Regions from separate parts of the Mus musculus genome. Here regions 2, 3 and 4 are each linked to region 1. Evidence: chromatin loops called from intact Hi-C (ENCODE). Cell type or tissue: left cerebral cortex. All regions are shown on one strand. Links, peaks and the distances in the headings refer to the core of each region. The heading gives the core; the rest is flanking DNA. Region 1 overlaps Grhl1 (grainyhead like transcription factor 1). Region 2 overlaps Taf1b (TATA-box binding protein associated factor, RNA polymerase I, B). Region 3 overlaps Taf1b (TATA-box binding protein associated factor, RNA polymerase I, B). Region 4 has its middle 26 kb from the start of Taf1b.

Region 1 (8,189 bases), core at 3,165-5,664:
CCCAGATCTTTCTCACCATCCCTAGGCACTGTGGGTCCCCTCTCTGCTGATCTGACCCTGCCAGCTTCTTTACTGATCTGCTCAGGTCCTCCCCAGGTCTGCAAGGGTCCCATCGGATCCTGTCCTCCATGTAAAGCTTGTCTCTTCAGACAGGCTCAGGCAGATGCCACACACGTGCTCCGGAATGGGACCAGGCTGGGCTCGGTTGGTACGCGCTACCGAGCTATCCCTATGTCTTCCAGAAGAGGGCACTATTTCCACATTTGAAGCTCCAGAACTGCTAGGGCTGCCCCAGGCAGGAGGAGCTCATTCAGGGCTTTCCAACCACGGTGAAGCAATCGCTCACTTCCATAACCACCCTATCCCACAGACTGTATCCTCTGATTGGAGATCTGGATGGAGGGTGCCCAGGTGTGCCCCTTTCTCTAGACTGTTCACACCCAGGCACTGTGGTATCTTGCTTCTAAATACTTTCCTAATCATTTCCAGTAAATAAACAAAATTACTTGACTTTAAAAAAAAAAAAAGAGGGCTGGAGAGATGGCTCAGTGGTTAAGAACACTCACTGCTCTTCCAGAGGTCCTGAGTTCAATTCCCAGCAACCACATGGTGGCTCACAACGGGATCCAATGACCTCTTCTGGTATGTCTGAAGACAGTGTACTCATATACATAACATAAATAAATAATTATTTTTTAACGCGCGCGCGCGCCTGTGTGTGTGTGTGTGTGTGTGTGTGTGTGTGTGTACATCTCAGGTGTTATCCTTTGAAATACCATCGAGTACCTTTCAGACAGGACTTCCATCGGCCTGAAGCTCAGCAATTAGGCTAGACAGGATGGCCAGGGAAGGCCAGGCACCTCTCGTTTCTGCTTCCCCAGCACTGGGATGACAAAGGCACACAACCACACCCAGCTTTTTCCATGGGTGCAGGAGGCCAAACTCAGGTACTCGTTCTTGCAAGGCAAGCATTTACTGACTGAGTCACTTTCCCGGCCCCTGCTTTCATTTTTTTTTAAAAAAAGACTTAAGTCTAGATACGCAAGCAGGAAGTGGCTCACGGGATTTCTGAACTGCTTTGCAGAAAGATCTGTGCTTTGACTTGATGCCTTCTTGTACATATTTAAAAGAATGTTTTATATTAATCTGAAAATATGCACGTGAGAGACAGCAGACAGTCTATAGAACAGGGGCCATTGAGATGGTTCGTCAGGTGAAGAGAGGGCCTCACTAGGCTTGGTGACCTGGGTCACACAGTGAAAGGTGAGACCTCTGACCTCCACAAACATGCTGTGACATACACACACACACACACACACACACACACACACACGAGAGACAGAGAACTCTGAAAGGGGAAAAATAAAACTAATAAGAAAACAAGTTTTAAAAGAACTTTGTAAGCATTAGAAGTCATTTACTAAACCACTGTACATTTTACCTTCCGGTCAGATGGAAAATCTAAGCCTCTGTCATTCTGGGCCACGTGGCACAATTCCCAACTCAAAAATGGCTGCCTGGGAAAGTACACTCTAGCTCACCAATTCCAGGAAGTCTCTGACCCAAAGAGCCATTCCCCTGGCAAGAGGATTTCACAGTAATCCAACCCAAATCTGCCCTCCCCTTGATCCCCCGCTTCAAGTCGGGCTCAAAGCAGGAGCAGATGCCAGGATCAGCCTGAGTGCAGCGCCTGAGGGGAGTGCTGCCTCACACCCTCGCTCCATGCCTCATTCGGAAGCATCTGCTTTCTCATTATGAAAGGGCTTCCCAACTTAGAAGGCTTCAGAAGTTATCAGGAAGGCTGACTCCTCCTAACTGGGCCTCCTCCATCAGATGGACACAGACACACCAGTGAGTGGGGCCAAGGGAACAGATGCACACGGTGTGAAGGACAGCAAAGACCTCCAAGAAAGCAGCATGGCTCTTACGACAGCTCACGCAGTAGCATCGTGGAAGAATACACTGGACCGTCATGGGCATCCTGGGCTAAGCCAAGTGGTACCCATGCTAGTTTAGGCATTCACCAAAGGCTAGCAAGAAGGGCAGCTTCTCCCCTACCCTCTCCTTTCTTCTGGGCAGGGTAAGGTGCTCGACAGAGGCAGATTTGATCCGAAAATCAAAGCAACCAAGTGTTCCACAGCTCTGCCCAGTAACTAGCACTGTAACCTGGGACCCTGCTGTCACATGACCAGCCAAGGCAGAAGAGCTCTTGCCCCCTGTGATAGTCTCTGTCCACAGTGGATGAGGAGGGTGAGCCCCAAACCTTACTGCCATTACTGCAGATAAAATGATTTGAGTAATTCAGGTACCAGCCTAGCAGCACTCAGGAAAACCTGAATTTGGTTCACAACTAAAACCTGGGCGTGACATCGTGGACTGTAAGCCCAGTGCTGAGGACGCAGAGCCAAGGGGATACTTGGAGTTTGCCCATCCTTACCAACCGAGATGAGAGTTGGTGAGCTCCAGATTCAGGGAGAGACTGTGTCAAGATTTATGGTGGAAAGTGATAGAGGGCGAAGCCCAGTATCAACCTCTGGCTTCCACACACATGAGCACACATGTACACATAAACACACACACACACACACACACACACACACACACACAGAAATACATAAACATACATACATTTACCAGTCTACTTCCTATAAATACTGTTCCTTTAAAGGATGTAACCTCATTCAACGTGGCCTGGGGACTTGCTAGACAGAGCACTCTTGCCTCCTTCCTCCTCCCCACTGTCCACAAAAGCCCTGGGAGCCTCTCTCTCCAACACTGCTTTACGCCACAGCCATGTCGGACCGCTCATGTCCCCAAACCCACAGTGACAGGCCATGTGGCTGGGGATTTGGGACACCTCAGCTTGGGTGGTTCAGACACCAAAACCATCTTCAGGTGTTCCAGTTGGTGCTCACATGCCCAACCAGGATGATGCTACCCTGTAAAGGGACTGGTCTCCTACATGCCAGCACGCTTCAGTGCACCAAAGGTCTCCTTCAGCTTCAAAGCTTGAAGATTATAAAACCTGTCTTAACACGGGGTTTCTCCCGTGAAGAGTTCAGCCCCTCTTGCATGAATTTTTAATTGAAAAAGCATTTTGCACAGGCACTGACCTATGAAGTAGGAATATCCACTATCCACAGATCCTGCTATTCCATGAGGTCATATCCGTCCTCAGGTACTCAAAGTTGTTAAGAAATTTTCTCAGGATTAACAGCTCGGTGTGAACCCCACGTGCTCTAGTTGCGACTCTGCTGTATGGTACGTGACCTTTTGAGATCACACCTCAGTCACCTCTGGGAGACGTAAGTAGTTTGTTTTTGTTTTGATCTGTTGTTTGTTTAGATAGGGACTTTCTGTGTAGCCTTGGCTGTCCCGGAACTCACTCTGTAGATCAGGTTGGTTTCCATCTCAGAGATGCATCTGCCTCCCAAGTGCTGGCATTAGAGGTGTGCAACACCACTGCCCAGGCAAAATATGTTGGTTTGGGGTTTTTGTTTTTTCACTTATTTGGGGATTCAACCCAGAGCCTTCTGCACAAGAGTGAAGGGTTTTACCATTGAGCTACAGTCCCAGCCCTTGCATATGTTTTTAATAAAAGAGAAGACATAGAGTGTGTGCTTTCATAGGTCAACATTTCCACTTTCAATAAGCTATCCAGTCTGGGCTTGAGAGGTATCGCAGAGTCGTGGAGCCACGCCAACTCTCTGTCAGTCTAGCTATACTCAAAGGGCTGAGGGAGAACTGAAGGAAAAGATCAACCCTAGCTGTCTCTACGCTTAAGGAAGTGGCAAGACAGCCATACACATAAAGGAATTTAGAAAGCGATCGAGTCCACATGCTGAGTGAGACCAAGGCAACCAAATCTGTATAAAATAAGCTGCATCCAAGAGTTCTTCTGAGGCAGACAAATTCCCTCTGTTGATATGATCACCAAAGTCTCTTACAGAAGCCATCAGAGGGATAAAGAGTGAGATGGATAGCTACACACCCAGTGTCTCCTCCACAAAACAAGAGTGGATGCACCTGAGCGCGAGCAAGCACACACACACACTCATGCACGCACGTACCACTTCCAGTTCTGCTACTGCTAAGTTCTTCAAACAGACTGACTAACACGTTCCCTTCAGCAGAGTGTTGGGGTGGGGGATGTCTCTGCGTACTGAGGTGGGGATGTCTCTGCTATGGAAGGAACCTGCGATGCTAACTTTTCTGTTTCTACACTTCCTTGCGACTTCTCCTGAGGAAAAAGTATGATGTTATTCAACTAATCAAAACATTAATCACAAAAGATTGCAACTAAAGTTCCCACCCAAAATAGTTATAAGAGAAAAAAGAAACCTAACCACAAAAATCAACTACCAAACAGGCCAAAGATGTTCTGCAAGATTCTTTTTAAACATCCAGGCCATTTTTTTCTAGGACAGTTCCTCATTCCTGGCCGAGAATTCATGCACTCAGAATATTTCAGAAAGATTTCAATTGGTTGTAAAATGCAGCTTGAAAGCAAGGGATGTATGTTAGCTGAGGGTTTCATGTGTGTCCTCTTTATATCCTGAACTGCTGTATAAGGATTCTCCCAGAAGCATCTTGTGAGCCTCATGACACTGTTCGCAGGGCTGGCTGCTCCTCCCATGTCTATCCTCAAAGGAAGGGGAACAGAAGAGACACAAGGAGGCAGAACACTCAGTCAGAAATGACTGCCCAGGAACAAAGTAGAAGAGATGAAGAATTAAGTTTGTAAGTGTCTGACTAGTCCAGGTCAGAAGGACTGTGAGAGCAAGCCTGGTGTCCAGACCTGGTACGTGTCAGAAGACACCAGGTGTGTTATGTGGAAGGGGAGGACAGAGGCCGCCAGTGATGTGGGGCCAGAGGCAGCACAGTGACTCTCCCAGGCCACTTGAACCTCATCCTGGGAAGAGCTTGTCTCTCTGCAAGGTCTGATGGCATACATCTCTTACCTGGGCTCTGAGGATGGAACACAGGCCCTCACACTTGCAGAGCAAATGCTATACCCACTGTGCTGGTCAGTTTTTGTCAATTTGATACCAACCTAAACTACGTGGGGAGGGTGAACCTCACCTGAGGAATGGCCTCCAGCAAGGCTTGTGAGCAAGTTGGAGGCCATTTTCTTAACGACTAGCTGATGCAGGAGGGCCCAGCCCACAGTGGGTGGCATCATCCCTAGGCAGGTAGCTGAACAAACCAGAGGAATAAGCCAGTAACCACTGTTCCTCTATGGGCTCTGCTTCGGTTCCTACCATGGTTTCTCTCGATGGTAGACTGTAACCTATAGATGAAATAAACCCTTTCTTCCCCACTTTGCTTTTGGTCATAATGTTTCTCAACAGCAACAGAACTTGAACTAGGTCACCAAGTATACCATCTTTTCAGCTCTGGACTTTTCTTAATAATTGTGCTGGCTAGTTTTATGTCAACCTGGTATAAGCCAGAGTTACCTGAAAGAAGGGAACCTCAACTGAGAAAATGCCTCCACATAAGGCTGAAAGGCATTTTTTAAATTAGTGATTGACGGGGGAGGGCCCGGCTCATTATGGGTAGGGAATCTTCCTAGGCTTGTGGTCCTGGATCCTATAAGAAAGTAGGCTGAGCAAGCCACTGGATACAAGACAGTAAGCAGCACCCTTCCATGGCCTCTGCATCAGCTTCTGCCTCCAGGTTCTCGCCCTGCTTGAGTTCCTGTCCTGACTTCCTTCAGTGATGGACTACAGTGTGGAAGTATGAGTCAGATAAACCCTTTCCTCCTCAGCTTGCTTTTGGCCATGGTGTTTCAGCCCCACGATAGAAACCCTAAGACTAATTTAGGACAGGTTACCCCATACCCCACCACAGTGCAATTACAGACAGGCTAAGGAATACAGCTCTCCCCATCTCCAATGTGATCTTGAAGTTGCAGAAGACAAGTCCACCATTGTTTCTCCATCCCCTATGCCTGCTGGGCCCCCATGTTAGCTCCCTCTTCAGACTAGGCTCAGTTGTCTCCTTCCCACCTAAACTCACAACAGGTACTCAGAAAGGTAAAGTCCAATTCAAATACGCTTTGCTGGAATATTCAGCAGCCAATGAATCACTGGCTGAAAACGCATCTTCCTTGGAACTCCTAAGAACATGGTGCTTGGCCTTGCTGATGCCAGACCCAAGAACACGGTTTTGGCTTTGCTGATGATCCATAGTCTGGAGAATGCCATTGCTTCAAGCCAGGCTGCCTGATCCGGTATGTCTGTCCCCTCCCGGAGCTGCACAGCTGAGTGACTGGCCAACTGACCATACAGTTAGGGAAGTGAGCTTTTTGCGATAGGGCCTCTCAAGCCAGTTCTTCTGCCTTAGTAGCAAAGCATTGACAATGTGTGTAGAATTCCCTGGAAGGACATTAGAAACGAGTCATACCTGTCTAGGGAAGTTCAGGGGTAAACCAATGGCGCTCTGCCCTTACACTCTGCCTGACTTGGGGGAAAGGCTTGGTTTCAGAGCTGAGAGCCCCTGGCTTACTTGTTACCTATGCATAAAGATGCACTTAAAAAGCTCTGACTGCCTGATACACATCACAAGAAAGACTCCAATGGAGGGGAAAGGACAGAGATAAGTAAGGGGTACAACTGGGGAAGATGCTTAGGTAAGGTTACCATGGTAACTGAAGCAGCCTGACATTCTCCATATGCACTGATCCTCAATGTCTCCCTTCCCATGGATGCCACACACTACCCATGGTGCCTGGCTCTCATAATCTCACTAGAGACAGAGATGGCAAAGCCCTATTAGGGCCCAGCTCCCAGGACTCCAGAGCCAGACCATTCCTAGCCCCTCATGGAGAGCCACCTGTGTAAACCTGGAGACGTGGGAGGGTAAGGGGAAACAGACACCTACACAGAAGATGGAGCCGAAGGTCACCTTGATCATGAGGCATGAATTAAAGGTCTCCCAGTTTCAAACCAAGCAGATTGTCTGTGCCAAATTCCTACTTGTTGCAAACGAGCTGCAGGACTTAGCTGATGGCCACATGGCTCCAGGAGACACAGAGACAGCCATCTTGGATACAATCCCAGTGGCCTCTGGGACTCTCCTTTGTTTTTATTTTTATGTATCAAAATTCAACTTAGTCAAATACAGATAATATCTATAAGCTACTTTCTAGAATGTAATCTATCTTCTAAAAGGAAAGTAGAAACTATAGGATAAATTCAAGTTTAATCACCCAAATCAGTACAAAGGTCTTTCTAAGTAGCTCTTCATGGGGAGAAATTGTCCAACAGATGAAATGAAAACGTTGGTAATATTTCCCCCTCATTTCCAATAGCACTAACTAGACAGAGTAAAATCACCATTTTTTTTTTCCTAGTATATGTCAAAGAGGCTAAGTACCTGAATTGAAGCTGATAGTGTAAGATTTTAAACTGTAAATCAAGATCCAGTTCTTGGCCAAATGTCTAATTAGTAGGGATCATTTATTGGGCTTTACACAGCCCTCCCCCAACCTCCACCAGAACAAACAAATAAACCTGCCCTGTCCCCCCACCCCCACCCCGTGCACCTCCTCTCCCTGGCACCCCACTTCACGTGCAGTTAATGAGTGTATGGAGCCGAGACAGTATCGAGACTGAGTCACCCACTCGGCAGCATTTAGTTCCATTTCTGATGCTCCAGATAATCTAGGTGCGTCACACTTGCTCCCTGCTCTGGTGGGAGGTGACTATGCTGTCCTAAAGACACTACAACTACAAGAACACTGTCACCAGGAACTGCCAACTGCTCCAAGGGCTTGAAGGGCGCAGCTGAGCATTTTGGTAACTTCTCAGACTATCAAATGACCATCAAAAGAAAAGAGCCGACCCGGCAGGAAGGGGTGGGGCGGGCAGGGACGTGGGAGGAGAAAAAGTACTGACTCGCAGGCTTCCCACGGCCAGGAGGGGCGTTCCCTGAAGGGGAAACAAGCTCGAGTCAGCACGCTGTTGCCACAGCCGCTTCCCACACCGCCCACACAGCGTCTCGGTTTCTGTGCCATGCAGAGAGCCAGGGGAAAAGTCACCGAGATAAAAGGGAGGCACGGAGGAGAAAACCCTTGGAGGGACCTACCTGCTCCCCTTCCCTCTGTTGTGCTCCACGGCCCAGACTTGGTGAACCTAAGGACACTTGGCAGATGCAGTGATTTGGCACTTGCTGTCCCAAAGAAG
Region 2 (8,189 bases), core at 2,446-4,945, 59 kb after region 1:
TCTTTGAAGTTAAGACAATTTTAGCATGGCTGACAGGATTTACGGCAGCCCTAATCCTTTTAAATAAGGCAAGGAGGAGACATACGTGAATACTTCTTACATGCAAGCAAACACTAGAGCAGTACATGTCCCCTTAGAAAAATAATCACCTCACTCAAAAAAGTGATTTAATAGATGACAAATTCCTGACAAACAGGTTGTTAATGAGCAGCAATTTGGTAGGCTAGTAGGACTAAGTATGTTTTCAAAACCGCCACACAGAGAGCTGAGCTGTCAGTCTCAACAGCTGGCCATGAGTTGGCCACCATCTTTTCAAATATGAACCGAGGAGAAAATAAACACACAGAATGTTAAGCTATTTATTTATACTAAAATTCAGATTTTAAATTTATCTAGCTGGGTGGTGGTGGCGCACGCCTTTAATCCCAGCACTTGGGAGGCAGAGGCAGGCGGATTTCTGATTTTCTGAGGCCAGACTGGTCTACAGAGTAAGTTCCAGGACAGCCAGGGCTATACAGAGAAACCCTGTCTCGAAAAACAAAAACAAAAACAACAACAACAAAAAATTTATCTAATCTCAATCTGGCATTTTAGATTTTGCTTTTAAAATTTCCTATTTAAGTATTTTCCTTGGCCTTTGGGTTTGCTTTGCAGCTCAAGGTGGCCTTCCTTCATTATGTATCCCAGGCTGACTTCAAACTTGTGATCCTCTTGCCTCTACCTCCCAAGGTAGGTGTTAGGATTACAGGTGTGAGCTAGCACTCTTGAGTAATATTATTTTTAGACAGAGCCAACTTTTAAATTTATGAATTACCCAAAATGTTTTTAAAGATGACTAAAGGATATTTGATGTCATGCCATTTTTTAAAAAAACAGTCTTCCATCATTGCTATATATTTAAATTATAACTATATTTCAGCAACATTTAAGTTTGATTATAAAACTAGTATGCAATCATAAATTTCAGCAATACAGAATGCTATACTGAAGACAACTGCAGCAAATCCACAAAAGTCAGGCGTGACGTGTACAAACTTAATCTCAATGCTCAGCAGGCAGAGACAAGCCCATTTCTGTGAGGTCAGAGCCAACCTCATCTACACAATTCCATTCCAGCCAGGGCTACAGTGAGACACTGCACACACACACACACACACACACACACACACACACACACACACACACAAAATGAGAAGTCATGACTCAGATGTGAAGGGCTTCTCTTTCAGCCATGGTGGGCACACCCAAGTTTGTAACACTGGGCTTTCACACCAACAGCTTGTTTTTTTTCTAATGGACAGTTCTCCTGTGTCCCAGAGAAACTGTCATCTCCCTCTCTCACATGCTATCTGCTAACAATACTTCTTGCTTAGATTATAACAGTAATGACAATTTAAAAAAACCAACATGTATAAAATGTATACCACTCAACAGTTACCCAGATCTTATGTTAGCAGTCGAAGCATACTTCAGTAGAGACATGAAACCAATTGCTAGCTATGTGACACCAAGATATGGGTCTTCCTTCCCATGAGACCAGAAGAGTAGTTGCAGACTCTGGTCAGTGCATCTGATTATTATTCAGTGAGCCCAGAGTAGGACGAAGTGTTTTCCTTCAGTGCCTCAGATGGGATAAAGACTTTTGTCACCATTGACCCTCGTTCCTGTTCCACAGGAGGCATCAACGAGACAGGGTTTGGTAGTACCTCTAAAGCTTGAGTAGGGTACCCCATAGCCCCACTGACAGTGGGTAAGCCTGTTTGAGGGCCAGCACTGCTCCATAGCGTGGTTTAGAAGAGGGCCGAGAAACGCTTTTGCCTTGGTCCTACTGCCTTCAGTCCATCGAGGGGAGGCAGCCTCTGATAGCCACAAGATTTAAGGCTCAGATAGCCAGCACATAATCCCCGAGAACACCCAGGTGAGATCACCTGCACAACACAACCAAGGGAAGGATCCCAAACGAGGTGTCGGTGTGTGCAGCGTGTTCTCACTGACGAGCAGATCATGGGATGGACTGACACAGCAGAAGCTTCGGGGGCCCATCACTCAGAGCTTTCTTGTTTAGTAAGGCGCAGAGGCATTTTGCTTCCCACTGACCCTTGGGTTACCTGCTGATTCTCAACTACTAACCTCAAACTCTATATGGCTCAGTGTGGAATACAATAATGCAGAGATAAGACTCCTAGGCTCTGTGCAAAGTAACACTTCTACCAGAATCACCAGCAAGATGCTCATTACCGAGGCGTCTGCTTAGATCTCATAGCCAGATTTTCTGATTCAGTCTGGGTCTGAGAAGACACGGGCTAAACAACGACTCCAGAACTTATTGTATCTTTTTTTTTTGAGACAGTGTCTCTCACTAAATAATGCAAGTTGTCCCAAAACTTGTTATGTAGCCCAGGCTGGCTCAGATCTCGAAATTCCTCTGCCTCATCCTTCTGAGTAACTGGTGTATGCCATATCTCATACATCTTAAAGTGTGAGATGCTCTAATGGGTTTGTGGAGTCTCCATGGATCCCTAGAGAGCACATATGCCAGTGGCAGGAGGAAGCAAAAGTAACAGGCAGAGCCCAGTGGCTTCCCATTCTGTTTTCCTTCTGGGATGGCAGAAACCCTCAGTTGGTTTTACTGTCCAAGCTTGAGAAACACACACACATACCGGTGATGTTTTAAGATGTGGGAGGCCAGGAACAGAAGCCATCACCTGGCTCCTTATGCTGTCTAGCAGTAGTGATTCCCAAGGGAGGAGTGGGACCGAGGGGCTGAGCACACCTGTAATCACCACACTTACCTTCATCTCCCCCAGGTGAACTTCAAGCTGTCAGATTATTACTCTAACAAGATTGCACAAGCATGCTCCAGGGACACAGGTGACTTACTGAGTGGCATGGTGAACAGATCTAGAGGAAGGTTTGGACACTCGAAGTGTATTACACTTGATCCACTAAGTCCTTCATTTGGTGGTGCTTATGCAGTGACTGACAGCTCTGGAGAGTCTTTTTCTTCCCTCAACCAAGAGAGACCTAGTTTCACAAAGGGTGTAAGATCGCTCCAAGGCAAAATGAATCATTGTGGCAGAGTGCCACTCAGTGGGTTTGGCTGAACCGGCATTACATCTTTTCTCTCTGCTTGTTTGGAGGGAAGAAAGAATGCTGCTTATCAGTATTCAGACCGTGTGTTTGTATTTCAGAAGGACTTTCTGGTGGCTTCTTTATCCACACTTGCTGAGTCTAGTGAGCAATGTCGAGATGGCTGAATCTTGAGAGGAAGCTTTAGAATGACTGCGAAGGACTATGGCTGTCTATTAGTCTATTAGTGTCTATTTATAAATATACGAAAGAATCATGGCCCAAAAGGTAGGCCATTCATCAGCTGAACTGTATCTAGTGGAGACCAGTGTGGCTAGGTCCTATGATTTGGTTCCACTGACAGCTTGACTGTCGGGTGGACAGAGTGCTCCAAAGGAGATTAGGTATTCAGCCTAACTATCAGAAAACCTGAAAGATTTTTGCTAGAAGCAAATGGTGCTTCAGAATCAGCACCACTGCCCAGAACTTTAAGTGAAAAACGAACCAAGAAAGATGTAGACAAGTTATCTTCAAGTTAATTAAGTAAATAGACACAGCTTGAAGGCTGCCAGCTTGGAGCTGGAGTCACAACTTGGAAAAGAAGATGAAGGGAGGTAACGAAGCTTAATATGCACACTGTCTGCTGCCCTCAAGTCAGACACTGAAACTCTCTTGGCCTGCCTGCAAGAAAGCAACCCACTCACCACTCTCAGGATCCCACTTCATTCCTACATCTAGGTGGATTTCTTCAAACCTACTGTTCCTTGGCAGAGGCTCCTCCCTCAGAGCTAATAGAACATCTAATGGAAGGAAGCAGTTCCCATCAGATAAAGATTTAAAAAGGATTTCTAAAGCCTTTTGGGGGGGGGGAGTGTTCTTGGTTTTCTTAAGGCGTGCTAAACCTTCTGAAATAACAAAAATAGAACAAAACACAGAAGAAAAACAGTCCCCAGGAGCCCACACAAACTCCAGTGACATTATCTTCATGGCCATCTCTGAGCACAATCGCACCTTTTGTCACTGCTGGTGGAGGTACAGCTGCTGGAGAAGCCAAGACTTTGTGGGGAGAGCTAAGACATGGGAAGGGGGAGAAAATGCTTCCTTTGTTAGTGAAAAGCCATTTCCATTGAAAAGTTTCAACACACTCTAGTGGAGTGAATGCACTTTTGTGAGCAAAGGCAGAGCACACGGGGAAGGAAAGCAGCCCGTCCATTAAGTCCAAAGCAGCCAGATCTCCCTTCTCCTGGAGAAATAAAGGCCACTCCTCCACCCTATACAGATGTGACACAGGACTTCTAGAATAGCACAGATCCACTTAATTACAACTGAAGAAATCACTCAATTAATATGTTTTGTAAAAGACCACAAGGCTATAATAAATTGTTCCAGCATGCATTTTAAAACAGTGCTTGGGAAAGCATTTTAATTGAATTTCACAAATATTCCAGTGAGTTTATTTCCCTTCATGAAGCAATGCTTTAGGACAGGCGAGGACAAGCTGGAGTTTCTGTTACACAACATCAGGCTCCTGTGATAAAGCAGATTACAATACCCCGTCAGAGCTGACTTCCTGCTCGGCTATTAAAGAGGTGCAGGCCACACCCTGCCTACTGTTGTTATGAAGCTAAAATTCAGCTAAGAAGACGCTGGCGGGCTCTGGATGCACCTGTGAATATAAATTTATTACAAGACTTTTGTCCCAAGAAAACTGACAAGGAGTAACATTATCACAATAAAAGGCAAAGCACTGTAATGTATTCTTTATAGAGAAAGGATAAAATGAATTGCACATATATTATGATTCATAAAAGAGCTCACCAGCCAATTTTATACTGCTAGAATTATCTTAATGGTTACACATTTACTGTGTAGTAACAAAAGGTACTTCCTATGTTCATCGGGTCATGGTGGCGAATGCGATACATATACGGAGTACAGCCTGGGTCCACCCCAGGGAGGGGTGGAGGGGTGGGCGAGAGCTTTTCAGAAACATTTGTACAGGCAGATCTAAGCCCTGTGAGCAAATTCAAATTAGGAGCTAAGGACCAAGGAGGACTTGCCATGGCAGAAGCTGGTGACTTGGGGACAGCCTCTGGACCGCGCTGACTGTTGTTGGACCTGTATTCCAATGTCACAGCCTCATACTATAAGAAACTGAGAACTGGTGTCCAGCAGAGCAGGTGGTACCCTCTTGGGACTGACTCTGGAAGAGCTGAGTGACTACTGTTTGCAGCAGATTCATGCCTGCTGATATCAAGTGCAAAGCAAGTTTCTACTCTCTTCCCTAGGTAGTGCAGGGAGGAGAACCTTGGGCTGAGCATGCTGGGTACTAGGGTGTAGTAGGTCAGGATCAAACTAAATCACAGGTAATCCACATGAAATCACCAGTTTCATTTGGCAGGGAGGTATGGCTCTCCCAAAAGCAATATAAATGTCCCCCCAGAGACGCCCTTTTTGAGCACTGCTGGTGAGGAGAACACACTACCTGATAAGATGATTTATCTCACAATGATACTGACACGCCCAGGATTCTTACTGTTAAATACACCAGCTTATAAATGGAGGCTATATCCCAAAGGTATTTCCTAACCAAACTTAATGGAATTCTTTTTTTTAACTAAATAATACTATTTAATGGTTTAACTTCTGGTATATCACACAATGATTACATCAGAAGCAGTCTAGAAATTTCTGGTTTGTGTGGAAAAACAAAAACTTGAGCAAATCAATTTGAACTCTCCCAAAAGTAGTGTTTAAATATACTTTGTTTCATATCCATCTCTCATCATTTAATCAACCACACAACTGAGCCTGTCTATGCACACAGTTCTTGAGACTGAGTCAGCAAAACACAGTCCCAACTCACATGGGATTTATGCCCCACAGCTGGAGATGTAAGACATAGAAACAGCCTTGTACCATAAACTGCCATTGAGTCTTCTCTTTTAGAAATTTCACTTAGCATCCTCTAGCTGCCTTTAAACCTTTAGAGATGCAGAAGAATACATTTTATATATTAGCACATTAGGCGTAAGATAGAAAAGTGAACACCCAAGAACCTACTGTGTGCTCAGGAACTAGGACATCATCACTAGGGATGTGTCCAGTGCGCACCTTTCCTACCAAGCCCTCTGTCTGCTGGAGGCAGTCTCCTAGTATTCTGAGTTTGAACCACCAATAACTTATACTAACAAAATGGGATCCCTTTACAGACTTCCCAGAATCTTGCTTTCTAAACTCATCATGTTTCTTAGATTCACACACGTTCCTTGTAGCTACAGTCTATTCATTCCTACATTTGTTTAATGTAGTCAATACAAACTTAACATACTTTATCAATTTTCCTGCTGCAGATGTATAGATATCTTTTAGTTTAAGGTTTTTTTTTTTTTGTTTTGTTTTGTTTTTTTTTTTTTTTTTAGCTAGCTGACTTCTTTAGCTTTTTCTCCCCAAACAAAAAGCTAATATATTAACAGAAAACTACTTGAATTATGGCACATCTATATGACATAGTTCTAAAGAGAATAAAAATTTGTAAGCAAATTGCAGCATGGAACAGAATATTCTTAGTCTTAAGAAAAGTGTACTTAAGTACTTAGGGGCAAGAAACCATGGCTGTAACTTCCCTCAGTGAGTCAGAAGTAGAATTATAAGGCCGGGCGTGGTGGTGCACCCCTTTAATCCCAGCACTTGGGAGGCAGAGGCAGGTGAATTTCTGAGTTGGAGGCCAGCCTGGTCTACAGAGTGAGTTCCAGGATAGCCAGGGCTACATAGAGAAACCCTATTTCGAAAACCAAAACCAAAACCAAAAAACAACAACAGCAACAACAACAACAACAAAAAACAGAAGTAGAATTATGTGGCTACACAGGCAGACAGAGACAACCAGTACTTCCAAAGAGTACAAAATGTTAACAAAGATGAATTTGAGTAAAGGTCAGAAAATGGGTGTTCTTTGGATTGTTTTTAGGATTATGGTTTTTCCTATAAATCTAAATCATTCCTAAAAGATTGCTTATTTTCAAAAGCTCTCCAAGAGGGCCAGAGAGATGTGTCAGAGGGCAAAGGAACTTGCCACCAAGTCTGATAAGCTCAGCATGACCCTTTTCTCAATAAGAGAAAAGGAGAGAACTAACTCTTGCAATTTGCCCTCTGACCAACCCCCAAATAAATAAATGTAATGAAACTGTATTAAGGGAAAAGGCTCAGCACTGGAGACAGCTCTGTGGTGAAGAGCACTGGCTGCTCTTGCAGATCCCAGCACCCACACGGCAGCTCACAATCATCTGTAGTTTCAGTTCCAGGAAGTACTAGATTTTTCTTCCATTCTTTTCCTTTTGAGATAGGGTTTTTCTGTGCAGTTCTGGTTGTTCTGGGACTCATTATGTAGACCAGGCTGACCTCAAACTAGAGATCCCACCTGCTTCTGCTTCCTAAGTGCTGGGATCAAAGGCATGCACCACCACTGTCCCGCCTATGGTACTAGGTTTGAAGGCATGAAAGATGCAAGATTGAGGGGCTCATGGAGAGCAGCTGAGGCTGGCTCTGTGTAGCAGGATCAGGTTCCTGCAACGAGGCTTTGAGAGGCCAATGGTGATAGTGAAGCTGAAGCCTTAGATGTCTTACAAAGCTGAAAGACTGGGCTACCAAGGTTCCTTGAAGCCCAGAAGACAAACCCCAGATGCTACACACGGAGCTATGGGATGGGATATTTGCTGGATTTTGGTTTTCTTTTTATCTGATGTGTCCCTGATGTCCTAATTATTCACTCTTGGAATAAGAATACTATCCTGTGTCATCATATATTGGAAGTATGTAAATTGTTTTTAATTTTTCAGGGGCCCATAGTTTAGAGATTTTAGACTTTTAAAGTTGGGCTACATTTACATTCTATTTAAAATGAGACTTTGGGGACAAGATGTGGAAGGTTATGGCTTAAAAGTGATGTTTGGTATGTCAAATTGACAAGAAATGGAGTGTGATGGGTAACTTCAATAGTCAACTTTTATTTCTTTAACACAAAAACCGGGGAAGGAGTCTCAGTGAGAGACTACATTGACTTGACCTATAGGCATGTCTATTAGAGACTGTCTTAAGTTAAGTAATGTGGGAAGACTCAG
Region 3 (8,189 bases), core at 2,940-5,439, 76 kb after region 1:
TATCTTATGGCCATTATTAAGTCCATTAGTGCTTACAGAATCTAGGCACTGTGACTGATCCTGGATAGTCAGTCTGATAACAAACGGCTGCCAAGTGATGAGTGGGCAGGTCATATGCTAGGCGCTCAGGCCGCACAGGATGACTCACGCCCTGGCAGCAGTACACAGGACGACCATCCTATCACTCAAAACTCAAAACACACGATGCTTCATTCCATTTCTCAAATTTTTTGAGTTAACTTTTGAATTTTTCATCTAATATTTTTGTGCTGTGGCTGACTGCAGGTAACTAAAACCCTGGGTTAGAGGGGTTGGAACACTACAGTCCTGCTACACCCTGATTTGGCAATGAACTGCAATCAGTTCCCCTGATTAATTTCAGAGAAAGGTGAAATACTGGGACTTTTTCAAAATGTTGTCTGTATGTTGTCAACACACTGACAGGCCAGCAAACTTTTACATCACAGGGCATCTGAATGGAAATGATTTTTAAAATGTGAGACCAAAGCGGGGGAAGATCCTCCCCATTATGTACTACCAAACAACGATTACACAGGCAGCCTCTTACCTACCGCAGAACAAAGCAAGTGTTTTCTAAGAGGATTAACTGAGGGGAAAAAAATTCTTACAATTATTTGGTCCTAATCTTTTTTATTTCTTTTGCCTTAAATTCTATTTCCAAAGAAGGGAATCCACCTACCTTTGAAAGATTGAACAATAAAAGAAAAACAACAAAGATAGATGGATGACTGACTGACCGACAGACAGACAAGTAGATGTGATAGCATTTAACTTTTGGTATAAGACATCCAACTTTCTAACTGATGTCAATGTCTCTTACCCACAGTGACATCATTAGGACATTTGCTCAGATTCTGGGCTGTCCGCTTAGTAACTACGGTTCATCTGCTTGATTCATCAGCAGTCAGTCTCAGGTAAGTAGGATGTGGACTTTCTCTGAACATCCCCTATGGAATTTTCTATTTCACTTGCCCCCTGCTTCTCTCCAGCAATGAAGTTAATAGGCACAGCCACATTCTGGTAGCACCGTCCTACCAGCTGGATCAAGGTCAGGTGACAGGTAGGAGAAACCTCAAGTAAAAGTGCTCCACACTCATTGTTTGCACCCAAAGTTCTGCAGAGTTTTCTGTTACTGTTGTATGTTTTTGTTTTTTATAAGTAATATTTCTCAATGCACTGCTCACTTTGGTCAATTTTACTCAAGACCCATGTTCTTGGAAGTTTTGTACTCTGCTGTCCAATAGTGGGTTTTGAAAGGAAAGATCTGGAACCTCTTTAGCTGTCTTTTTCTACGACGACTGAGAAGCTGTCGTGGCACAGAAGACTTCTGATGTGGGAGATGTAGTCCAGGCCAAGGTCTAGTGATTTGCTCATTATATAAGGCTGTAGAAAACTTACAATGATTTAGCCTTAATTTCACATCGTATAAAGAGTACTGTCTTTATTAAGTTGCCACAAGTACTACTAGAAACCACTGGCATGTATTCCACAGATATCTCTAAAGTAGATACAGTGCCATTGCCACAGAAGCCACAAAAGCTTAGAACAATAATTCCTTAAGTGGGAAATGGAAGAAAATATTTAATATTAATATTTAGTATATCTACAACCATCTAGTGAAGACCAAGGAGAAGCCTTTGAGTACTCTAATACAGATACACAGTTGAAGGACAGAAGCATTTCCACTAGGAACAGATCTAGAGAAAGAGAAAGGAGTCAGGCATATGGTACATGACTGTAATCTCAGCACTTAGCATGCTGGGGCAGAGGGATGGTGAGTTCAAGGCCAGCTTGGGTGACACAATGAGACCCTGTTTCAGAAAGGAGAGAAATTAACGTAAGTACAAAACTTAAGCTAGCACCTCCTGACACAAGGTGATGAGTTTCTTCTCTCCTACAAGGCCATCCTGTGTGCAAGCAGGGACAGAACCACAACTTTCAGAACCATCATATGAGCAAATTAAAAAAAAAGAATACATCTACCCATCATTAAATTACAACTAGGGGAAACTAGATTTTAGACATGTTTGAAAACTGCAGAATCAAATACTGCACCAGAGAACATAGAAACAACTGTAATGCTGACATGTTAGTCACTGCAATGCACAAAAGAATATAACCTACCTCTATAGCAAAGATGCCTTTGTCACGACCATACACTTTCATCTCTTCTGGAAAAAGCTTAAAAGCATTTATGTACGGAATATGATCCTCTTCAACAAACCTGCATTTTTTCAGAAAAAACATCTCAATGAAAGCTGTACACTTGTTCTGAGTAAACTCTTTCTGAAAATCTACCCCCTTCACAAGGGAAGGAAGAATAAGCTCAGTAAATTCTACTCCCTATATTTTAAAGGCTACTGTCCCCAGCACCCATGAAGAAGACCAGACAGCTGACTGTCTACAGATACCTTAACTCTAATCAATGCACTGTGTCTGAGGAGTGTAGATCTGCCAGCTCACCAGCAGGCCCCACAGCCTTCCTTCCATGTATGCCTAGCTCCTGCTCACCCGGTGAATCCCTTCTTCAGGGAGCTCTTCTTTGGGCCCTGTTTCCTCGTCTCCCTTCTGTCTTCAGGACCAGCCCAGTGCATGCTGGCTGATGAACAAACTATTAAGGTTTTCATCCCAATGCTTTTTACACAATAAGAGGTCAAACATTTGGAGTCAAATGTTAAATCTGAAGAAAACTCCAAATGTTAAAAATGAACTAAAACATGTATTTATACCTCATTCACAATTAAATAAAGGTTAGGGTACGGCACCATCAGCACTAGTGGGGAAGCCGCAGTGAAGCAAACAGGTCAAATTCCTGTTCCCACAGATCTTGTGTTTTAGCTAGAAGAAGGTGAGGGCAGCCAGTCAATATACTACAGTATGCTAAGAAAACAAAGCAGAGAAAGAAATAAAAGAGACAATGTAGGACAGGGTCTCCTGCATAAATTCCTAAACAAAGTATCAAGAGAAATAAGCACATCTTTAATCCCAGCACTCGGGAGGCAGAGGCAGGCGGATTTCTGAGTTTGAGGCCAGCCTGGTCTACAGAGTGAGTTCCAGGACAGCCAGGGCTACAAAGAGAAACCCTGTCTTGAAAAAACAAAACAAAACAACAACAACAAAACAAAAAAGAAAGAGAAAAAGAAAAAGAAAAAGAAAAAGAAAAAGAAAAAGAAAAGGAAAAAGAAAAAGAAAAAGAAAAAGAAAGAAAAAGCCAGTTGGGAGTAAGTACCCAGAATGCACCGCCTGGACCTCCACTGTCACCAGCTTCCTAGAAAAGGAAGCACTGACCTAAATTTAATTTCAAAATTAAAATGTGATTCTTCTAACTTTTAGTCTATTGAAACTTGAGAATTAAATATTCAAAGTAAAAATAGATGAAAACCTCTCCCAGCTGGGTTTTCATTGATTGCTTTAGGTTGCATAAAGTATCTATGCATAGTAAACTATATATTGATTTAATATTATTATATACATGATATCATATATACCTATCATTCAAAACATCTAGACTTCCAAATGCTAACATGTGCATCATTTATTTATTCCTTGATATATACACACACATATTATATGTATTTAAAATAAATGTGAGAATACATGCTCGAAGCAGGCCTAGTGCTTGAAGTGAGAAATTAGCAAGAGAGGGAGAGTTGGCCCACCCGCACCCTATCAATTCAGGCAGACAGGACATTAGGATCATGCCCACATGGGCTGCCTGAGAGGCTCATTCAGTGCTGCTGAAGCAGACGTAAGAAAGAGACCTGAGTCTGGGGACACAGAGATGCACCCAGAGCAGGTCTTGAGGTATGTAGAGCTTTAACCATGCCATAGTTTACAGCACTGTGCCAACCATTTCTCAAAGTCTGCTTACTTTCAAATTTGAAATTTCTTTTAGAAAACCTTTCGCCTCAACAATGGATGGCAGCTCATTCAAAATTCTAACACACTACTGCCTTTAGTGGGCATTATCAGCAGCCTGTCTGGATCAATCCAGGAAGTTGCTGAAAAGGAACTGGCACAAGAAAAAAGCATCCCTCGCCTGCCCAACAAAGACTTCAGCAGCGTCTCCTGGAAACACTCTATGCTCACAATGTTACTGCAGTTTTTGGAAGCTTTGATTTGAGACAATTAGAATTTAACAAGCTGGCTCTTGGTTGTAGACCATTAAAGCAACACCACATGTTAGAGCTGTGTGCTCTGTGGATCCTTCTTGTCCCATTTATCCTTTCCATTTCAGCACAGCTTCATCCAAGCCTCTTGCCTGTCTCCCTTCCCTCCACAAAACACCATCTCCACAGAGCTGCCTGGGTGACCCTTTAGGGTCAGATGGTCGCTCCTGCTATAGTCTCCCTGACACTTACAATAGCACTTAAAACTCAAAGTCCTAATGGGCTCACAGCATTTTTGAGGGATAAAATATCAAAGTGACAGTTGCATATTTTTGTGGATATTCTGAAAAACCACTGAATCACATTTTACTTTCTGTTTTGTTTTGTTTTGTTATGTGAGATAGTCTCACTGTGTTGCCCTGGCAGGCCTGGAACACATTTTGCACTTCTGCCTGCCTCTGTCTCCTAAGTGCAGAGGATTAAAGGTCTGCACCACCACCCCTGGTGCAAATTATATATATCTTTCTAAGGATTTATTTTATACGTTTGCCTGCACATCTGTATATATAATCCATCTGCGCCTAGTGCTCATGGAGTCTAGAAGAGAGTGCTGATCCCTTGGAACAGGACTTACAGGCAGTTCTGAGATACCATGGACTTGCTGGGAACTGAATTCAGAGTCTCTTAAAGAGCAGGAAGTGCCCCTAATTACTGAGCCATATCTCAGCCCTAAGGAACTTCATAATATTACTGATTGAGACTTCTATCATATGTAAATTATACCTCAGTATTTCTAAGTTAAGGGAATGAGAGGACTGGAGGTGAAAACAACTAAAGTTTATTATGCACACATATCAAAGTGTTAAAGAAGTTTTGAAGGGAAAAAGCCCTGCCCCTTGCATGGCTTACAAACTCACCTCTAACCTGCTCACTTCTCAGTCCTCCCCTCCCATCAGCCTCTTCCTCCAGGACCACTATTTGTTTTCTGTGCCTTGATCACAGAGCCCACTTCTGCTTCGATGCCCCACTCTCCCTGGAATGCTGGGATACTCACAGGTTGGGTTGGCCGCTCTGTCATTCCAAGTGCAGCTCAGATCCCTTTCTGTGCAGTCAGGCTCCACCCCAGTAGCCTAATTCAGCCTTCTGCTCTGCACTTGCGTGGCTCATCACTCTCTCCTTTACTCACAGTCACCTGTCCCCCCTCAGGAAAGTGGACACTTGACTTGCATGCTTCCCAAGTTATCTCAAGCCTCTAAACTCTAGAACATTATGCAAGTACAGCAGCTACTCAACAAATATTTGTCCAAGAAATGTTGGCTGTTGTTACTTTCTGCTGTTACTGCTAGCAGGGGAGGGTCCATTAAAGTAAATGTGAAAGGATAAGAAGAATTAATCCTAAAGTCTATGGATGCTGCTCTGAAGATAAATGAGGAAACAGCAATTTACCATCAACTATAACATACGTAGGGCTAGGTGAGGCATCACACACCTTTAATCCCAGCGCTGGAGGCAGAGTCAGGGAGATCTCTGAGAAGAAGCCAGAGTGAGGAGAGTAACACTATCTTAGAGAGAGAGAAAAAAAAGAATAGAAAAGAAAGGAAAGGATGAATGGATGGACGGACATATATTCCAGCCAAGCTAGCCATGTCTCCCTGCAGACCAAAGTTCCTTAGCTTCTAGCAGCAGCTCAGACTGCAATGGAGAGCCTCCCAGAGGGCAATTTAGCAGAGATCAACAGGCCCTAGCCCAGGTCTGATTTCTGCAGTCCCCAGACAATGCTGGGGCTGCTAGTCAAGAGGAGACTAGTTGAGGATCTGACTTGGAGCTCGTTCTGGGGGAAAAACAGAGCAGCCCCTTCTCCTACTACCTGACCCAAGTGACTGAGCTCTGTCCCCAGTTTGTACACCCAAGGAGCATGATGGGTTACAGTCCTCCAGCTAGCTAGATCTAATCTCCTTGAAGGCATTTTACAATTCCCTGTGTGGGAGAGGAGGGCCAGAGGAAGAGCAGGGTGAGCAAGGGAGGTTGAAGACTGGGACTGTCTATTCCACCCACACAGTGTTTTCCCTGAGAAGAACTTCTCTCATTTGTTAAATTTCTAGGACAGTTCTGTTGCCCACTCAGACTGCCCTGGGACGACTGGCTCCTTGACCCAGCTCTGAAGACACAATCAGGTTCTCATGATTAGGGATCTTTTTGAAAGACCCTCTGGTTATCAGCAGGAAGATGGAAAGGAATGACAAGTCTGCAGACAGTGAGAGATCAGTGAGCAATCAATCAATCCAGGTGAGGTGAGGTGAGGTGAGGTGAGGTGAGGTGAGGTGAGGTGAGGCACAGAGGGAAGAACAGGTTACAGAGTTGTGTTAGAAATGTTAAGGGCTAGGACGCAATGACTGGCTGTATATATAGAGTGAGGAGAGTCCAGAAGATGCTCTAGGTTTTCTGACACCACTAGGGTCCATAGCATGTGCTAAGGACCCTGAAGGAGAGCAGGATCAAGGAGACAGATGGTGAGGCACTTTTTAGTCATATGAATTTGACTATAAAAGGCATCAAGTAGTCATGACCATGGGCAGCTCTACAGATGAATATATGGGTCTGGCCCTTAGCAGACAAGCCTAGGCTGGTGATATAGAGCGGGGAGTCATCAGCACAGAGATAATAATTAGTCTTGGGAGAAGATGATGTCATCTAGTGAGGGCACAAAGCAAGGCAAGGTTCAACTGAGTAAAGTTTGCTGATTCACGAGTGGTCTATGTGCAGCTGCTCACACCTGAGAACAGCTTTCTTATTTGGTTAATACGGCAAAATCAAAGGCACTACCATCATTTACTAGGGGCAGCCTATTTAACAGAAGGACAAGTGCCAATGACTACAACAGTGGCGGTGAGGATGGAGACGACATCCTGACTCGCCAGAGCACTAATGATGCTGCATTCACTGCTCTAAGTGCTCACACAGTGCCGGTGGCCCAAGCAGTTACAACCCTAAGGGGCCATTACTATTATAAACCCATTTTACCTGGAAGGAAGCAGAAACAGCGAAACAGTTACAGGTTTCTTTAATGTCATGTGCTGTGCAAATGAATTGGCAGAACCAGAAAGAAGTCTAGCTTCAAACGTGAGTCCTTGTAAGTACTCCATATACTGATTAAATTCAATTTATTATTTAGAACACACATAAAGGAAGAGGGAAAATAACATTTTTTGGTCTGCCTAGTAACTGACTGATTCTTACACATTCAACTCATTAGTTATAAAACCCTGTCCATTGGAGCTGGCTTTAGCTCAAGTGTCTACTTCCTTAGGCCAGTCTTTTTGTCTAAAATTCTGTAGACTACTTTGAAATATGTAAATACCTACTACTGTGTAACAGGGCCTTTCTATAGTTTTGATATCAACTTGTCCTAACAAACACAGGCTGCCTATAATTTAGTCTTTACAGCAGCAATGAATGGTTTTATATAACCACTAATGGCCATTTTGTTAGTAAAAAGATTCCCTGTTCAACTTTTCTTAGATATATATTTAAGATGTCGACACAGGAATATTAATGTCATTTTTCTCTTTAAAGTATTTTATTCATGTTAGATAATTAACTTTCTAATATTTCATGTGAGATAAACAGTATAATTTCCACTCTATTAGTAAAAACTCAAATTATTAGACTTAAGGAGAACTAACTTTAAGAATTAGAACCCAAGCTACATGCAACAATTTCTCATCATTGTCAGTTTGACTGGATTTGTTATCACCTAAGAGACATACACCTCAGGCATGTCTAGAGAAATGTTTCCAGAGAGGTTTAACTATGGTAAGATCCACCCTGAATACAGATGACTCTAACCTATAGGCTGAGTCCTAGACTGAATATAAAAGAGGAACTAATATAAAGCAGCAGCAGCCCTTTCCTCTCCTTCCTGGTCTGATGTGAGCAAGACGACCACGACGACCACGACGACCACCACCACCGACATGGTGGTCTGAATCCCCTTAAACCACAACCCAACGCAAATCTTTCTTCTTTTAAGTTAGTTGGTTTGTCAGGTTCGTAGTCAGA
Region 4 (8,189 bases), core at 3,677-6,176, 130 kb after region 1:
GCTCCGAGGTTCTCAGTGGCATCCTCCTCACATGCTTAGGTAGGAGAGAAGGAGACTGTAGGAGGCATACTCCTAGCTATGGTGGGTGGTTGGGCTTTCTTCCTCAGAGGTGGTTCCTGCATCCCAGGCTAGCCTGGAACTTGCTATATAGTCCATTATGACCTTAGACTTTTGTTCTTTCTGCCTCTATTTCCTGCTTGTTGGATCTGTAGTCATGGTCCACCATGTTTGGTGCCCGGCTTTACACAATGCTAAGGATCAAAGTCAAGCCTCCTTCCAAGTGTGCTTTCCTGCTGCTGTGATAAATATCACAACTGAAAGCATCTTAGGGGAGGAAAGGATTTATTTGGCTTATATTTTCAGGTCACTATTCATCACTGAGGGAAGTCAGTACAGGAACTTGGGGCAGGGATGAAGTATAAGTCTTGGAGGAATGCTGCTTCAGGCTCAGCTAGCTTTCTTAGGCAGCCCAGACATGCCTTGCTAGGGAAGTGCTGCCCACAGTGGGCTGGGCTCTCCCCACATCAAGCCATCAATCAAGACAATATCTTCCAGACAAGGCCACAAGTCTGTGTTTGATTTAGTCAATTGCTCAACTGAGGTTCCTTCCTCCCAGGTGACTTTAGGTTGGGTCAAGATGACAGTAAAACTAGCCAGCACAAGAGTCACACATTGCCAGCTGTGCTACGTCCCCAGTCCCTTATCTTTAATCCTTAAACTTGGTTCATATTAAAAATCAAAGTCTGTGAAATGTGCTCAAAATCTCCTGTAGGCTGTAAGTATACAACATATTATTTTTTTTCAAGTGGAACGTATCCACATGAATAACTATTTGTGCTAAGAAAGAGGCTGCTGTAAGAGAGGCTTACCCTCAAATCTAAGTGGATCAAGGAACTCCACATAAAACCAGAGACACTGAAACTTATAGAGGAGAAAGTGGGGAAAAGCCTTGAAGATATGGGCACAGGGGAAAAATTCCTGAACAGAACAGCAATGGCTTGTGCTGTAAGATCGAGAATTGACAAATGGGACCTAATGAAACTCCAAAGTTTCTGCAAGGCAAGAGACACCGTCAATAAGACAAAAAGACCACCAACAGATTGGGAAAGGATCTTTACCTATCCTAAATCAGATAGGGGACTAATATCCAACATATATAAAGAACTCAAGAAGGTGGACTTCAGAAAATCAAATAACCCCATTTAAAAATGGGGCTCAGAACTGAACAAAGAATTCTCACCTGAGGAATACCGAATGGCAGAGAAGCACCTGAAAAAATGTTCAACATCCTTAATCATCAGGGAAATGCAAATCAAAACAACCCTGAGATTCCACCTCACACCAGTCAGAATGGCTAAGATCAAAAATTCAGGTGACAGCAGATGCTGGCGTGGATGTGGAGAAAGAGGAACACTCCTCCATTGTTGGTGGGATTGCAGGCTTGTACAACCACTCTGGAAATCAGTCTGGCGGTTCCTCAGAAAATTGGACATAGTACTACCGGAGGATCCAGCAATACCTCTCCTGGGCATATATCCAGAAGATGCCCCAACTGGTAAGAAGGACACATGCTCCACTATGTTCATAGCAGCCTTATTTATAATAGCCAGAAGCTGGAAAGAACCCAGATGCCCCTCAACAGAGGAATGGATACAGAAAATGTGGTACATCTACACAATGGAGTACTACTCAGCTATTAAAAAGAATGAATTTATGAAATTCCTAGCCAAATGGATGGGCCTGGAGGGCATCATCCTGAGTGAGGTAACACACTCACAAAGGAACTCACACAATATGTACTCACTGATAAGTGGATATTAGCCCAAAACCTAGGATACCCAAGATATAAGATACATTTTCCTAAACACATGAAACTCAAGAAAAATGAAGACTGAAGTGTGGACACTATGCCCCTCCTTAGAAGTGGGAACAAAACACCCATGGAAGGAGTTACAGAGACAAAGTTTGGAGCTGAGATGAAAGGATGGACCATGTAGAGACTGCCATATCCAGGGATCCACCCCATAATCAGCATCCAAACGCTGACACCATTGCATACACTAGCAAGATTTTATCGAAAGGACCCAGATGTAGCTGTCTCTTGTGAGACTATGCAGGGGCCTAGCAAACACAGAAGTGGATGCTCACAGTCAGCTAATGGATGGATCACAGGGCTCCCAATGGAGGAGCTAGAGAAAGTACCCAAGGAGCTAAAGGGATCTGCAACCCTATAGGTGGAACAACCAGTATGAACTAACCAGTACCCCGGAGCTCTTGACTCTAGCTGCATATGTATCAAAAGATGGCCTAGTCGGCCATCACTGGAAAGAGAGGCCCATTGGACACACAAACTTTATATGCCCCAGTACAGGGGAATGCCAGGGCCAAAAAGGGGGAGTGGGTGGGTAGGGGATTGGGGGTGGGTGGGTATGGGGGACTTTTGGTATAGCATTGGAAATGTAAATGAGCTAAATACCTAATAAAAAATGGAAAAAAAAAAAAAAGAGAGAGGCTTACCCTCTCCAAAGGTGGCTCAGAACCCTGGCTTCTGCCATTTAGAGACTCATTTTACCCGGTTGTAAATTTTATGTAACTACAATTTTATGTAAATGGTTTGTGCTTGGCCTCTGTGATTCACCTTCGTGTTTGTGGAAGTCATATAACCTGGTAGCTTGTTTACTTTCATTGTCTCAGAGCATTCCATTCTGTGAGAGTGTTTATCCATTCTCCCATGTGGAGAAGCTGTGGCTGCTCTTGGCATTGTCTTCACCCTCTCTTGGCAGTTGTCTTTAAACCCAGGAGTGGAATCACTGAGTCAGACTGTATGCATCCATTCCCTTTAGTAGATACTGCCAAGTCTTAATATTTGTTTTTCCAAGTCTGGCCAGGACAGGTGTGGACATACATGCCTGGTATCTTAACACTTGGGAAACCGAGGCAGGACTGTGATTTTTTTTTTGGCGGCAGGAGTGGGGGAGGGTAGTTGAGAGGAATGTAACAAATAATCAGGCCGATATCAGGGGGAAAAGGGAACAAGAAGACCAGAAAGCGATTGGCAGATGACGGGAACATCCTGGAGAGATTGTGGGCCTCTGAGGGACTGCGCTTAGATGACAAGCCTTAGAGAACGCTGTAGCATGGTTAAATTCCCCATCTCTTCCTGCTGTTGATATTCATCAGCAAGAATGGGAGAAAATGATTTCTCTTACAGGTCATAAAGAGAGTACATTAAAGAACCCCATCACCATGATACAATGGGCTTGTTGCTGCTGGTTTCTTTAACATTGGATCCTTGACATAGAGAGTTTTAGTCCTGATGTCTTCACCATTGAGATAGTCCTCTGTGGGCAGCAGAGGGAACTGTGTCAATGCTCTGAATATCCCAGTCCCCTGACTTGCTCTGTCCCTTCCTGTTGCTTCTACAGAGCAGATGGCCAAAGAGGACCACTGTCCAGAACACAGATGTGTATAGTGTCCTGAGATCAAAGGAAAAGTTTCTGCTGGTCCCTGCTACAGTGGAGACAGTCTAGAATCTAACCTCAGGTGGCTACCACTGACCAACTGAAGTTCCTGCTGTATCCGTCACCTGGTGTTGTTCACATGCCCAACTGCCTTCATAAAAAGGAGAACTTCTCAGGTTCACAACCATCTGTACAGCTACAGTGTACTCTCCCACATAAAATAAATAAATCTTTAAAAAAAGAAAGAAAGAAAAAGATGATTGAGGGAACCGGGGATGTTGGTGACACATACCTTTAAACCCAGCACTCAGGAGGCACGGGCAGGTCAGTCTCTGAGTTCCAGTCCATCCTGGTCTACAAAGTGAGTTCCAGCACAACCAGGGCTGCACAGAGAAACCCTGTGTCGAAAAACAAACAAAAACAAACAAAAATTTGACTGAGAGAACTTACCTTGTAAATAAAACCAACAGTAAATGCTCAGATAAAACAACGTCTTTCTAAAAAGGCAGAGCTGGTGTGCTGATGATCTCAGAAATACCATCCATGAGCTGCAAACCCCAAGGTTAAGTCAGAAAGTTTATAGTTTCCCAATTACTGAATATACATCTGTGTATATTTCAAAGATACCATATCCTTGGAAAAAGAATAAATATAAAACTTGATATAAACTGTACAGAGTTACACATAAGAGTGTAATACCAACATTATACTCTTGTGTGAAAGAAATAAAATTTATAGAAATATCAACAGTAAAATGGCACCTAGGAAGGTTAGACTTTGAGTAGATGACAGGGCCTAAGACCAAAGCAAGTACAGACACCACTGGGGGAGGGCTGGCCCTTGTGTGGCCATCGAGGAAGGATATGGGTCAGAAAGTACTGACACTAGCAGAAGGTCATGGGCTGGCCCCCTTCAGGGAGTGGGTGATAGGCCTGGTGGCTGGGAATTGTCCCTCTCACCTCACTTCCTCATCGTGGCTGGGGCCAGGATACCCTCCCCAGGGAGGATGTAACAGTTTCTTTGCTGGTCTTTCTTAGTCCTCTTTCCTTTCCCATCCCATTTCTGGTGGGGCTAGCCCTAGGGCATCCTTGACACACAGCGAGTCATAAAGCCCTGTACTCACTGAGTCAAGGCCCATCTGTCCAGCATTGTCTACAGACCGTGCGACTCTTTCTGAACACTAGCACTGGAATGAACAAACTGACAAGAGGGAGGCAGGGACAGGGATGAGACTCTCCTATTTAGCCCAGGAGAGCAGGCAACTCACTCTGTAGCTCTGGTTGGCCTTAAACTTGTAGCTATCCTCCTGCCTTGGAATCCCAAGTGCTGGGATGATGTTTTAGCTACCGTGCCCCTTGAGTTCAGACTGATCCTGACCAATGAGAAATATGTTAATACTCAGAGCTTTAAAGGTCAAAAGCAGGGGGACAAGGTGCTGTGTCTGTCAAACACAAGGCTCCCTCAGCTTTGGGGGTGTTTCCTGGTCACTGCTCAGTGATTGTCTTCCCGAAATACCTGGATGCCCCTTTTAACTAGCTGACTCCCCCAGTCTGGTTGTTTAGCCCTAAGTGAGGGTCGAGAGTGCCACCTAGTGGTACCTCGATGGAAAGAGCCTAAGGTCTCAGCCTCTCTCCTGGCTTTAACCTACAGTCAGCCCACTCCTGATGAGTATCCCCTACCAGAAGAGACAATAGATGTGCCATACTCTTCTTCCAGGAGAAGTTTTTAGCCCTTTGAAAGGATTGTGTGGACTCAATGGATTAAGGTCTGCGTAGGTGGGAAAGTGGGGGTGGGGGAATCCTGCACCAGGAGCTGTTGGCCCAATGTAAGATGTATCAGGTCATCTGAGGCATTCTAAGAATCTGTGGGCAAAGGAGGGCCTTGGGAGACAACCTAAGTGTTGACTGAGCAGTTACAGGGACATAAGTATACTGTGTGTCACTACAGTAACGACACAGAGAATATACCTGATCTACCATGTCAGGCACTGGGTTGCTGAGAACCAGCTGAAAATGAGTGTTGGCCTGAGTGAGCCAGTAGGCTGGGATTGCTTCTAGAATCTTCTGGAAAGGAAGGCACTTGGGCCTAAGGAGATGGAAAAGTGCCTTCTGTGCTCACAGTGTGAGCCTGGCTCTCTAGCTCCTATATAAAAGCCAGGGCCAGGAGCTGTCTGTGATCCCAGCATGGGGCTGGGAGGTAGAGAGGGGCAGATCTCTGAAGTTCACTGGTCAGCTCCTCCAGGTGAATCCATGAGCTCCGGGTTCAATGAGAGACCCTGTCTCAAAACACAAGGTGGAGCATGGTTGACAGAAACACTTAATATTGACCTCTGGTCTCCATGCACACATGAACACATATGTCCATGTACACAGACACACAAATGCATATGCTCTCCCACCCCTACATAAGCACATACATTTACACAGTCACATGAGTGTGCACACATCCATGAACACATCCATACACACACACACACACACACACACACACACACACACACACACACACACACACACACACACACGTACACGCACACACACAGGTACAGGCAACCAATATATACCAGCCCTTTTCCTTGATTTCTTTCACATGACTTTCCAATTCTGGATGGTTGGAAGGAGGAAGGCAAGAGGACAGAAGGCAGAGGCTGAAGACCTGATTGGCAACCCCACCAGTTTTACACAAGGCTCAATGGATCTTCCAGGCCTTGGTGGCTCCTGAAAGACGGTCATATCAGGAGAATGGGGCCTACCATTGCTCTCACCAGGATTCCTGGCTATTTCTAGGTACCAAGCAACCTTATAGGTAACACTCAGGAAGGAGGCATCCCTGGGAAGGGAGAGCCAGGCCAGACAGTGACAATCTTTGCTTCCAGGAGAAAAACCTGCAGCTTCCCTGCACATAGTTCCTCATTAGGATAATGGCCAGGACCACTCACTGCTCTGATGTTGGGGATTGGTTCTAATGCTCTGAATTAATCTGCCTCCCACCCCCCAATTGGAAATCTATGTGTCCAACTTTGAGATTTGTGAGGGTTAGGAGCTGGGAGAGAAGAAGGAAGCAGAGATTGCCATGATGGGAAGGAAGGAAGATCAGACCTAAAGGCCCACCGACACGGGAGAATCAGAGTAAGTGGCTACAGGCCACTTCCCCAATTGGGCCTGGGGTAGCAGAGATGAAATCTAGATTCTAAAAGATGTTAACTCAGGAGTATGGGAGGGGAGTGTTTGCTAGCAGGGGAAGGTTTAGGAGCGCCCAACCATTAAGCGAGTCAGGAGCACAGAGCAGTACAACAAATTTGTTGCTAAACTCTGTTGTCCCTCCTGCCTGCTGTCTGGTGGGGGAGGAGATATGGTAGAGCTGTCTCTGTATTTGGGATGTGTGCTTCTCTTCTAGAGCTCCACATTGTTTCAAGACACCTTTGGGTCTCCATCAAGATGACTGAAGGAGGTCCCTGCTACCCCCTCCTACCCTAGTAACTAGGCAAGACCCTTTGCCTGGTCTCTGAGCCTAACTCTCAGTCCCAGGCTGGGCTCCCTTGCCTTCCCCTTCTTGATGAGATGCTTGGCACTAGGACTTGGCACTGAGTTTGGTGCCGTGCTGGGCATTCTAAGTCAGACTGAGAGAGTTTATACACAGATGTCGTGCTGAATAGTTTACTTGACACAGCTAAAATCATCTGAGAGGAGGTAACCTCAATTGAGAAAATGCCTCCATAAGTTCCAACTGTAAAGCACTCTCTTACTTAGTGATTGATGGGGGAGGGCCATGCCCATTGTAGGTGGTGCCATCCCTGGATTGGTGGTCCTGGATCTATAAGAAAGCAGGTTGAGCAAGCCCTGAGGAGCAAGCCAGTAAGCAGCCTCTGTATCAGCTCCTGCTTCCAGCATTCTGCCATTTTGAGTTTCTGGCTTCCTTTGGTGATGAACGGTGATGAGGAAGTGCAAGTCAAGTGAACCCTTACCTCCCCACATTACACTGGTCATGGCATTCCATCACAGTGACAGATGCCGAGAAACATATTCTATTAGTTAAACCAACCCTCCCCGAGGCAGCCTAAAGCCCACTTTCTCCAGAAAACCTTCCTGCCCCTTCCCTCCACTACCATCCTGACAGGGAGAGCCAGAATATCATGGGCTGCTCAGCAAGGCTACAATGACTGGCGTGTGCCAGCTAGAGGTATGTGTCTCCTGCTATGTTCGGACCCTCTCTGTAACAATAGAGTATGGGAGAATCACCTGGGGCTGCTCTCAGCTCCTGAATGCACGCCATGCCTCTTGCTTCAGGCCCAGCTGTCTGAAGCAGATGAGGGTTGTGTGAATCTGAGTCTGGAAGTTCCTTCGAGCTCAGGAGCTATATGATCCCATAGCTTCTTGCCAGTGCCCCCTCCCATGTCCCCTCTCTAGTGTGTCAAGGTAAGGGGGGTAGAGCCTGCCAGTCTGAGGTTCAGCACCCTCGGGTGATGGCTGGGCATGAGTCCTTGTTAATTACAGTACACTAGGAGGAGAACAACAAGGGAAGGTGTCAACCGGCATGTGCCTAATCCACCAGGAATGGGCCAGGTGCAAGTTCAGAGGAACTGAGGCCCGAGTGGGGAAGTAAAAGCCTCCCGGGGCTTCTCCATGCTCCCTCTAGCCAGCCCTAGGCTTCTCATCCTAAGTCAGGGGACATGGTAGTTTCCTCTGGCTTCTGTAACAAAGAGCCACAGGTGAGATGGGTTTAAACAGC

Evidence for each region. A loop is a pair of places that touch in the nucleus more often than their neighbours do. Peaks named below come from ENCODE experiments on the same cell type or tissue, not always from the same donor. Only the 100,000 strongest peaks of a DNase experiment are listed, where the experiment ranks them.
Region 2: it touches region 1 in a loop (2.1-fold over the local background); 3 of 42 quality-filtered maps call a loop at or near these places.
Region 3: a loop joins it to region 1, with 2.4 times the contacts of the local background. A loop is called at or near these places in 5 of 42 quality-filtered maps.
Region 4: it touches region 1 in a loop (3-fold over the local background); 34 of 42 quality-filtered maps call a loop at or near these places.

What each region holds. Positions count from the first base shown.
Region 1 is chr12:24,593,084-24,601,272 of GRCm38, reverse strand. All of the region lies in intron 8 of Grhl1 (grainyhead like transcription factor 1), which reads right to left. Among named protein-coding and RNA genes, the nearest start is that of Grhl1, 25 kb to the right of the region's middle. In left cerebral cortex, for the core only: no CTCF peak of the experiment used is centred there; a DNase peak (open chromatin) is centred at 4,610.
Region 2 is chr12:24,533,008-24,541,196 of GRCm38, reverse strand. The region is part of intron 8 of Taf1b (TATA-box binding protein associated factor, RNA polymerase I, B); the gene reads right to left. Among named protein-coding and RNA genes, the nearest start is that of Grhl1, 35 kb to the left of the region's middle. In left cerebral cortex, for the core only: no CTCF peak of the experiment used is centred there; DNase peaks (open chromatin) are centred at 3,072 and 3,735; H3K27ac peaks cover 1,597 bases.
Region 3 is chr12:24,517,158-24,525,346 of GRCm38, reverse strand. It overlaps Taf1b (TATA-box binding protein associated factor, RNA polymerase I, B), which reads right to left. Exons shown (of 15, transcript NM_020614.2): 8 at 2,146-2,245. Among named protein-coding and RNA genes, the nearest start is that of Taf1b, 23 kb to the right of the region's middle. In left cerebral cortex, for the core only: no CTCF peak of the experiment used is centred there; a DNase peak (open chromatin) is centred at 4,125; H3K27ac peaks cover 603 bases.
Region 4 is chr12:24,468,006-24,476,194 of GRCm38, reverse strand. No RefSeq gene overlaps it. Among named protein-coding and RNA genes, the nearest start is that of Taf1b, 26 kb to the left of the region's middle. In left cerebral cortex, for the core only: a CTCF peak has its summit at 5,053 (motif pointing left); a DNase peak (open chromatin) is centred at 5,076.